Regions from separate parts of the Homo sapiens genome. Here region 1 is linked to region 2. A link is a loop called in an ENCODE intact Hi-C map of the cell type or tissue named here. Cell type or tissue: heart left ventricle. All regions are shown on one strand. Each heading gives the region's core, and the rest is flanking DNA. Links, peaks and the distances in the headings are about the cores only. Region 1 holds the start of LOC124901262 (a long non-coding RNA gene). Region 2 overlaps PHACTR1 (phosphatase and actin regulator 1).

Region 1 (4,396 bases), core at 221-4,220, 160 kb after region 2:
AACTGATGGTGCCCCCATCAACTTCCATTCACTCCACCTAACACATAGATTAAACTCTGACCATGTCACTTCTGGGCTTGGTATTCAAATTCTTTTCAATGCATCTACCATCGGTCCCTTTCTCTCTACCCTCTCGTTCAACAAAACTGGCCTGGCCACCATGCCTCATGTACACTCCAGGCGTGCCTTCCCCTGTGAATTGGCATTCCACTTACTTTCCTTCCTTTGCTGAAAATGTCTCCTGCCTCCCTCTTTCTGTTCCCCATTCTCCTGTATTAAAATATACCTATTCAGCTCTCAAGACTCTTAGGTTAAAAACATCTCTAAAGCCTTTTCTAGCCAGAATTAATATCTCCCTCTTATCATCCTCAATAATCTTTTTTTTCTGTTCTCATGGAAGCTGTCATTTTCTATATTTTGTTAAAATTTTATGTACATGTTTTATTTCCCTGAATAGGTATGAGTAGCTTTGATTCCTTTTCTCATATACTGCGGAACTCTTTGCACAATACCTTGTCTTTAGAACAGTAGATAATAAATGCTTACTGATTAAATACAATAACAAAAATACTCACAAGGTAGTTGGCTTTGCTTTACTGAAAAAGACATGATATTTATAAAAACACATTTTTTTTTACTTGAGAAATTCTACATATGAACAAACCAACTTTAAATTAAAAAGAGAGTTCGTAATTTATACTAAAGCCAAAGGGAGCCAATATTAACTAGTTTTCTTAAAGTCTGGTGACTTGTTTCTGAACGTTTGTCCTAAACATTTTCAGCCTCCAGGCCCTTTTTTGGGCAAGTTATGAACCTTGAAATCAGAGCTAAATAATACAGGTGCCAACATACTCTGAATTACATCACAGGGTCTTTCAACAGCCTCATTCTAATAACAACAAGAGCACTTCACACTTGGCGAGTTCACTGCATCCAAATAGCTTGAAGCTTGGGCAAACTAATTTTGTACACTAACCTGTTGCTTCTCTGCCTCTGAAATGGAGCCTGGTAGAGGGTAAGTCTGTCTACTCATGATTGAGTATGTTCCTGTTTGTGAGAATCAGGAGGTGGGAATCAAAACGCCCGGATCATAACTCCCAGGGAACAAATCCTTCTTGGGCACTGGAGGCATACTGTATTTTTAATGAAGAAAGACATGGCAGGGTGTTTTACAAGTTACTAAATGTGTGCTCCTTTGTTCCTCCTAATATATTTTTTTCACCATCGTCAGTTGGTTTGTTTTTTTTTTTTAAAGAAAATCAAAGTACATGTCTTGCCTGAATGATTTCCCCCTTTATGTTGCATTTTCCTGTTTGAATGGAGGATCCAGGCTGCTACCAGGGAACTGGTCTATGCCTTACCAAAGTGTGCAAATGGTCCCGGTAACGGTGCAGCTGTGGAGGGGAAGAGGAAGCAGTGAGCAGGCTCACCCTCATCTGTGGGCGCCTGCAAATCACCTGCTCTACTCTTGTTATTACTTTTTCGTCCATGCCTTTTCAAGTCTGTTAATTTGGAAGAAGCGTCAGTTCCTCTGCACTTCCCATATTTGTGAGAATACCTCAGCTATGAGCTGGACTTCCTGTCTCTTTCTCTGAATTCTGAGATCCAACATTTAGAAAGGAAGTGACTTGTAAATACCCCTTGCAAATCCTCTTCCTCTCTACTGACCAATTCTGTTTCAAAAATATATAAATCAATGTGTATGTGTGTGTGTGTGCATGCATGTGCTGAGGTGTGTGTATTTCAAGTAACCATATCCTTGAATATCACTGTTCATGCTGAATGGAGACAGGGAGAGCTGGGGACTGACTGAAGAAATGGAGAAGGCCATGCTTGATTCTGCAGAACATGGCAGGAACCTGGATGACAGGATCAATCTTCCTGTAAGTGATGAAACAGTGAAAGGAAGTGGGAAATTATCCAGAGACATGCCGTAATCCTTTTGACCTCAAAGGAACATCTAATTCAAAACTATGTTAAATCCATTCTCCAAGAACAGCTGTCACCACAGAGCTGCAAAACTTGTTAGGTACAATCTACCAGTGCTTTGACAGAATGCCCAGGTGGAAGTCAATAAAACAAGGTCCTCCCTTTCCCTTGAGATTAATATACTCTAGAGAGTCAAGCTTCTCTGGAAGCTTGGCCCAGGTCTACCAGGCTGCCTTTCCTGGAGTCTCCTCACAGCAGTTTGGTGATACCATTTTCTTCTAAGGCTGTACCATGTTCCCTAATGGATCTGATCAATTCCTAAAACAAGAAGAATGCATTTTTAATGAGTTTTCTTCATTAACTTGATAGCTGTTGGGGGCCAAATTGTGCTCCCTCCTAAATTCATATGTTGAGGCCCTGACCCCTAGTATGTGACCTCAGAATGTGACTCTATTTGGAGAAAGGGCCTTGAAAGAGATGATTAAGGTTAAATGGGGTCATAAGGGTGAGGGATAATCCAATATGACTGGTGTCTTTATAGAAGAGATTAGGGCCAGGCACAGTGGCTCAACCCAGCATTTTGGGAGGCCAAGGAGTGAGATCACTTGAGCCCAGGAGTATGAGACCAGCCTGGATAACGTAGCGAGACTCTGTCACTACAAAAAATTAAAAAATAAAGAAATTAGCTAAGGTGGTGTCATACCCCTGTGGTCCCAGCTACACAGAAGGCTGAGGTGGGAGGTTCACTTGAGCCCAGGAGATCAAGGCTGCAGAGAGCTGAGATCACACCACTGCACCCAAACCCGGGTGACAGAGACAGATCCTGACTCAAAACCAAAAACAAAAACAACAAAAAAAGAGAAGGAGACTAAGGCACAGACACCCACAGACTAAGGGACAACTATGTGGGAGGATGAGGTGAGAACGTGGCCATCTACAAGCCAAGGAGCAAGACCTCAGGAAAAATCAACCTTACCAGTACCTCAGTCTTGGACCTCCAGCCTCCAAAACTGTGAGAAAATAAATTTCTATTGTTTAAGCTACCCAGTAGTATTTTGTTATGGCAGCCTTAGCCAACCAATACATCAGCTATGGACTATCCAAGGTGATTTTCTTCATTACTATCTATAAGAAAATCCTGGTTTTCAGTAACACACATATTCCTTCTTTGGGAGGTCAATTTCTTTAATCCCAAATAGTTATCAACACAAGTTTGTACTTTAGGTTCTTGTCTTCCTTTCAGTTTGGACACAGGATATCATATGTTGCTCTTCAATAACCTGACAGTAGGGTAGGAATTATTTTTACTATTTTCTAAGTGAAGAAACTGACTCAATGGCATGATTTACCCAGGGCACATGAATTTATAACCAAGTCTTTCAATACCGCTTTCCCTGCTGCTTCTCCAACATTCCACTCCTTCTTCTTTTTCCCTAGCATTAGAATATACCCAAGTTTGGGTGTTTTTCCATCTCAATTGTTTTTGAAACTTGTTTCTCATCTTTCTGTATTCTGTTGGATTACTTTTTTTTGTTTCTCTTAATTTTAGACATTTGTGTTATCTTTGTCATGGATTTCTTAGAAGACACCCTACACTATTTTTCACTCTGCCTTCTTTAGGACAAGTTCCAGGAGAGATTTTTTTATCCAGTTAGTTTCCTAAGAAGCTCAACCTATACCTAGAGAACCTTTTAGGAAACCCTTTCCCTGCAACTGTGGATCCTGAACTTTGTAGGAAGCTGAATACTCATGGAATGCCAAACTTAAGGGCCTTTGGCATCTTTACCCTTTAGAGTAATTATGCTACTGTCTTTGGACTTTACAGTATACGATCAGGAGTTTGCTTTATGAGAGGCATTAAATCCCCATGTTAGGAGACTGCAAAAAGAAAATACAAACACAGTCATTAAGGGGCCATTTAAGGGTAGTAGATTCTGTGTTGTCCCTAGTGGAGGCTTGGAATTGTATAGTCATGGATCACTATAGCCCATCTGCGGGAATTTTCCAAGTCGGGTAAAAGCCTACAGGATCCCTGAGCCCATCAGATTCAGGATGAGAAAAGGGCAGAATCACAACTTATAGCATGGCTGAGGCAGGAAAAATCAAACCCACTACATCCATTAGAAGGTGTTTGGGGCTGTCCGGAGACAAGGGCTACTTTGTCCTTGTTGGACCCTCCCTGGTGTGGGGTCGCTGTGACCCAGTGGTAGAGTGCAGGGAGTCTGGGGACAAATGTTGTTTATCTGGTGCTGCCACTGATGCCCTCTGTGGCTTAAACCAGTTCAATTGACCCTTCTGTCCAAAACACGCAGACACTCGTGCCTTCTCATCTAGAGAAATACAAGTGTTATTGAATTAATTCCAAAATATTTGTAGGAGCACAAATGTGAGCTAAAGTTTCACACATATTCTTTACTCACTGGCACATTCAAGGGAAAAAGTGACCTGGTGTTTCAAGTACTTTGTG
Region 2 (4,396 bases), core at 151-4,150:
GTATGGCACTGTGCAAGCTCATAGGTAGTAACCCTTGTTTGTCTTTAAAAGAACTAAAGACAGTGACTTTAACTCACAGAGTTGATCTCATGCTGAGAGCATCAGGCTAGACTGGATAAGTGGTCCTTCCGATGGCCCTAAAATCATGCCATGTACTCTCTAAGGGAATTATACCTAACAGTATCTTCCAATTTCCAAAAGTTGAATTCTCTTTAAAAATAAAAAAGTACACATACAAAAGATTTTAAGTATTTAAAAGTAGAAAGATCAGTACAATGAACCCCCATCTACTCATCCCCCATTTCAACAACTGTCACTAAAATTCTTACAAGTTTGACAAACAAATTGCCCTCATTCTAGCGGGAAAGTCCTGTATTGGGTAAGCCAATATATCAATAGCTTGACATTGTCAGGACACGTTAACCTACAAGCACCATGCTGATGTGCACACACATTTTTAAAGCTTTACTTCTTCTGACAGTTACGAAGCTCTTCTGAGATCAGGTGTGGAGGAAGCTCACCACATCTCTTCCCTTGGGAGGGTTCAACTTCACCTAATTACAGACATAAGCTGAATATGAATTTGGGGAATCAATCAGTAGCAGGTTATGCAATGCCAATTAAAAATAACCTTTGAAAATACAAGATACCTAGATGTAAAACACAAAGTCCTTACATACTGAAACTCTTAAAAATGTTTTCTTAAAACACTTATTTCAATCCTCATTGGATTGCCTACCATTTGGAAAGTGCGGGCAAGTATTCTATTAGGGAGGATGAGTCTTTATTGAAGAGTGGTGGCTGTCGGGCTCAGGAATAGACTGCCTCAGTATCACACAGAAGCAAAGGCAGTCACACCATAAATGTGTGGCATGTCATAATACTGCCTATATTTATTATAAGACTTTATGTATATATTTTCACATACATACTTATATACGCATATACACATATATATTTAAAACTCATGCAGTCCTGAACTTCACATTGCATGATGCATTTTCTGAACTCAGTAAGTCCCTGTTCCCAAGATTCCCAAACTGATTCACTGTGAAGCCTTGCTCATATGATCACCATCATTTCATGCACAGCCTGCTTTCCATGAAGATTGCTGCAGCCCTGGGCGAGGCCCTGTCTAGATTGAAAGAGACATCGATGTGTCTTCCTGCAGCCAGCCTTGCCTGTTCCCACCTAGCCTTCATATAGCTGCCAGATCTATTTGCTGGAAACCATGTCAGATCATATAAAATGTACCTTGAGTCCCTTTCATGTCTCTCCGTTGCTTATAGAATAAATTCACATTCATCAAATTGGCATGTGAGACCCCATGCAAACAATGTATCAAATAATAATAGCTACGATAATATCCTACATAGCAGAGTGTAATCGTTAACTCCTGTTTAATAGTTAACTATATAGACTTCTATGTTATAATTATATAATTAGTATATATGGTCAATAATATGAGAAGACGTGACCTATCTGAAGGAAGTACTATATTACCATTTTACAGAGGGGAAAACTGAGGCAGAAAGTGATTGGGTAGCTTTCCCAAGGTCACCTAGCTATTAAGTGACAGGATTGGGAGTTGGACCCAGGCAGCCTGGCTCTGGAGTCTGTGCCTCTCACCATTCCGTCCCCTGCCAGATCTCCCTTCTAAGTGCCTCCATCCCCAGCCCATCCACATTCTAGTGATTCCCTCCAGGCACACTGTACTTCTTTGCTGGCATCGCTTCCCCTATCTGGAAAACGCATCCATCTCAAGCTAGTGAAAGTTCCTTCTGCAGACCACCCAAGACCTAAGTTAACATCACTCCCTCCACATGGTGGTGCCCACGCCTCCTTTACACCCTTATCTGGTTCTGTCTTGTGTAGCTGGCTGTCAGCTGCACCTGTCTGAATGCCCGGCAGACCTCATGTTCTTTAGACTAGGGTGCCAGGCTTGTTCTTTGTCATCTGGGGGTTGGCACAGAGCTCCCAATCACCCTGTCACTGAGTTTAATGATACAAATGTGAAGACATACAGAGGCATCGCACACTGCAATGCTGGGTAAAAGTTTTCTCTACAAGAGGCAAACATGTGCTTTAAAATGACAACAATAATGAGGACTGCATGGAGTCCTTGCAGATGATGTCTTGCCTTTCCCCATGCCCCCTGTTTTTCCTACAAGTGGGGGCAGGGAAGAGAAGAGAGGAAGGGCAGCATGCCCTCTGCAGCCACAGCCATCCTGGCTTGCAGGATTACATAAAAGAGATGAGCCTAACAGTCTGTCAAGGAAGCAAGGAGGTCCCACACTCAAGGGCTAGCGAAAAGAAAAGAGAAAACCAGCCACCCCACCTTCGGCCTCCTCTAAATTGCTACCATCCCAAACCACTCCTACACTTTCTCCTCCCCACCCTGTGAAGACAGAAGTGGCCAGCAGCGTGCTTCGACAGTCAGCCTTCCTGGACTCTGTCCTTAACTCATTTAAGATCATCATTTTCCTATTAACTCTCCATGCCAAGAAGTCCTATCTCAGCAGTGTGGGTTTGGGATGTCACAGTGGGGCCCCTTGTTATTCAATTTCACTGGGTCTTCTGTTTTCCTACTTTGTTTAAATGGAATGTTTTTCTCCAGGAAAAAAAAAGGAGGGGAGGAAGAGAAGGAGAGAGGGAGAAGCAGGGAGGGAGAAGAAAGGAAGAAGGAGGAAAGGAAAAGTTAGTTTGCAAAGCTAGATTGTAGACCAGGAGGGAAGTCCTTCATATGTGGCAAGAATGAATAAAATATTTGTAAACTCTTGAGACACTGGCAAGGGAAGGTGTTTTCTCCACAGAGAAGAGGAGGCACCAGGAGAGGTATTTCCAGAACTAACGGACCATGTGTCCATGGGCCCCTTCACCACGTATTTCATCCAGCAGGTCGATTTGATGTGACAGGCAGGGTGCATCTCCAGGAAGCGACTCCCTCATAAATAAAGGTGGGTTTGAGTTGGATGTTTCCATACAAGGAAAAATCTGTGGCACACGCTCTTACCACTCAGACTTTGTCTCTACAAGTTTGGATTCCTGGAAAATGACACAGGGAAGGGTAACTGGGAAAAAGAACACCCGTCGGCTTCTCATGGAAACATCTGTTCTGCTGGAAGTGTTCCTGGAGCTGAAGGTGAGCTGTTGAGACCCCAGGTGCTAAAGCTTTAGCAGAAGCATTTATCCGCTCAGCCTCTCTCAGGCCCTGCCCTTCAGGGATGACCTGCTGGAGCACAGGCAGAGGTCTGAACCTCCTCCTCAGTAGGAAGCAGAGATGCAAAAGCAACAAACCTGGGACGTGAGTTGTAGCTGCAGGGGCTGGGAGCTCTGGGGGCCTCTTCCCCCAGCATCTATTCTGGGCTAGTGGGTCCCTGAGAGGCCTTCTTAGGGAACAGCCTCAGCACTCCCCATACATCACAGAGCCTCACCTTCCTCTAATGTGGAGAAAATTCATTTTCCCACTAGTGAGGTCAGTATGTGTAGGACTATACGGTAGCTTTCTGATGTTGTGAGAAAAGTGACCAAATTATCATGAAATTGGTAAACTTTATACGTGAAAAATCTCAAGTCAATTCTGAAGCCAAATGCTGTTTTCCAAGTAGTGTTAGAAGTTTAAATTAATCCCAGTGGGTTTTCCAAAGTGTATCACATGACGCTAGTCTCTGTTTGGGTATTGTTCTGGAAGAGAAGCTTTTCTTACCATGCACAAGGCCTAATTTGCTATCTTCCACCATGTGAGAAATATGCTTGGGGAGAAACAGAAATGAAGTTTAAAAAAACTATTTTTTTTATGAGGTAGATAAAGAGAGAGGCTGAAAAGAGAAGACAAGGAGAGGAGGTTTTTCGTAAGCCCTCTAATAAGGCGAGATGAAACCTTTGTTCAGGGTCTATTATGTGCTAGGTGCTTTTTGACTCATAGGAACTCTCAATAGTTCCTAGCATTAGAAGTAGTATCATTCCCATTTTACAGATGAGGCAACTGAGGCTCAGAGCACCGCAAGAATCATCCAAAAGTGAGTCTAGTATGTAGCTAAATAGAGTTGCAAACTCAGGTAGTTCTAGCTGCAGTGCCTGGGCTCTTTCCACTGCGCCATGCTGCCCTTCTTAGAAAGGGCCCTGGGCCAGGCACAGTGGCTCACGCCGTAATCCCAACACTTTAGGAGGCTGAGGCAGGCAGATCACGAGATCAGGAGTTTGAGATCAACCTGGACAACATGGTGAAATCCTGTCTCTACTAAAAATACAAAAATTAGCTGGGCATGGTTGTGCGCACCTGTAGTCTCAGCTACTTGGGAAGCTGAGGCAGAAGAATAGCTTGAACCTGGGAGGTGGAGGTTGCAGTGAGCCGAGATCATGCCACTACACTCCAGCCTGGGCAACAAAGCGAGAC

The links. A loop is a pair of places that touch in the nucleus more often than their neighbours do. Peaks named below come from ENCODE experiments on the same cell type or tissue, not always from the same donor. Only the 100,000 strongest peaks of a DNase experiment are listed, where the experiment ranks them.
Region 1: it touches region 2 in a loop (3-fold over the local background); 3 of 110 quality-filtered maps call a loop at or near these places.

What each region holds. Positions count from the first base shown.
Region 1 is chr6:12,960,310-12,964,705 of GRCh38, reverse strand. All of the region lies in intron 4 of PHACTR1 (phosphatase and actin regulator 1), which reads right to left. It overlaps LOC124901262 (a long non-coding RNA gene), which reads left to right and starts at 928. Exons shown (of 2, transcript XR_007059459.1): 1 at 928-1,015; 2 at 1,793-4,396. In heart left ventricle, for the core only: no CTCF peak of the experiment used is centred there; no DNase peak of the experiment used is centred there; H3K4me3 peaks cover 703 bases; H3K27ac peaks cover 3,700 bases.
Region 2 is chr6:13,118,505-13,122,900 of GRCh38, reverse strand. The region is part of intron 5 of PHACTR1 (phosphatase and actin regulator 1); the gene reads right to left. Among named protein-coding and RNA genes, the nearest start is that of TBC1D7, 210 kb to the left of the region's middle. In heart left ventricle, for the core only: a CTCF peak has its summit at 1,816; no DNase peak of the experiment used is centred there.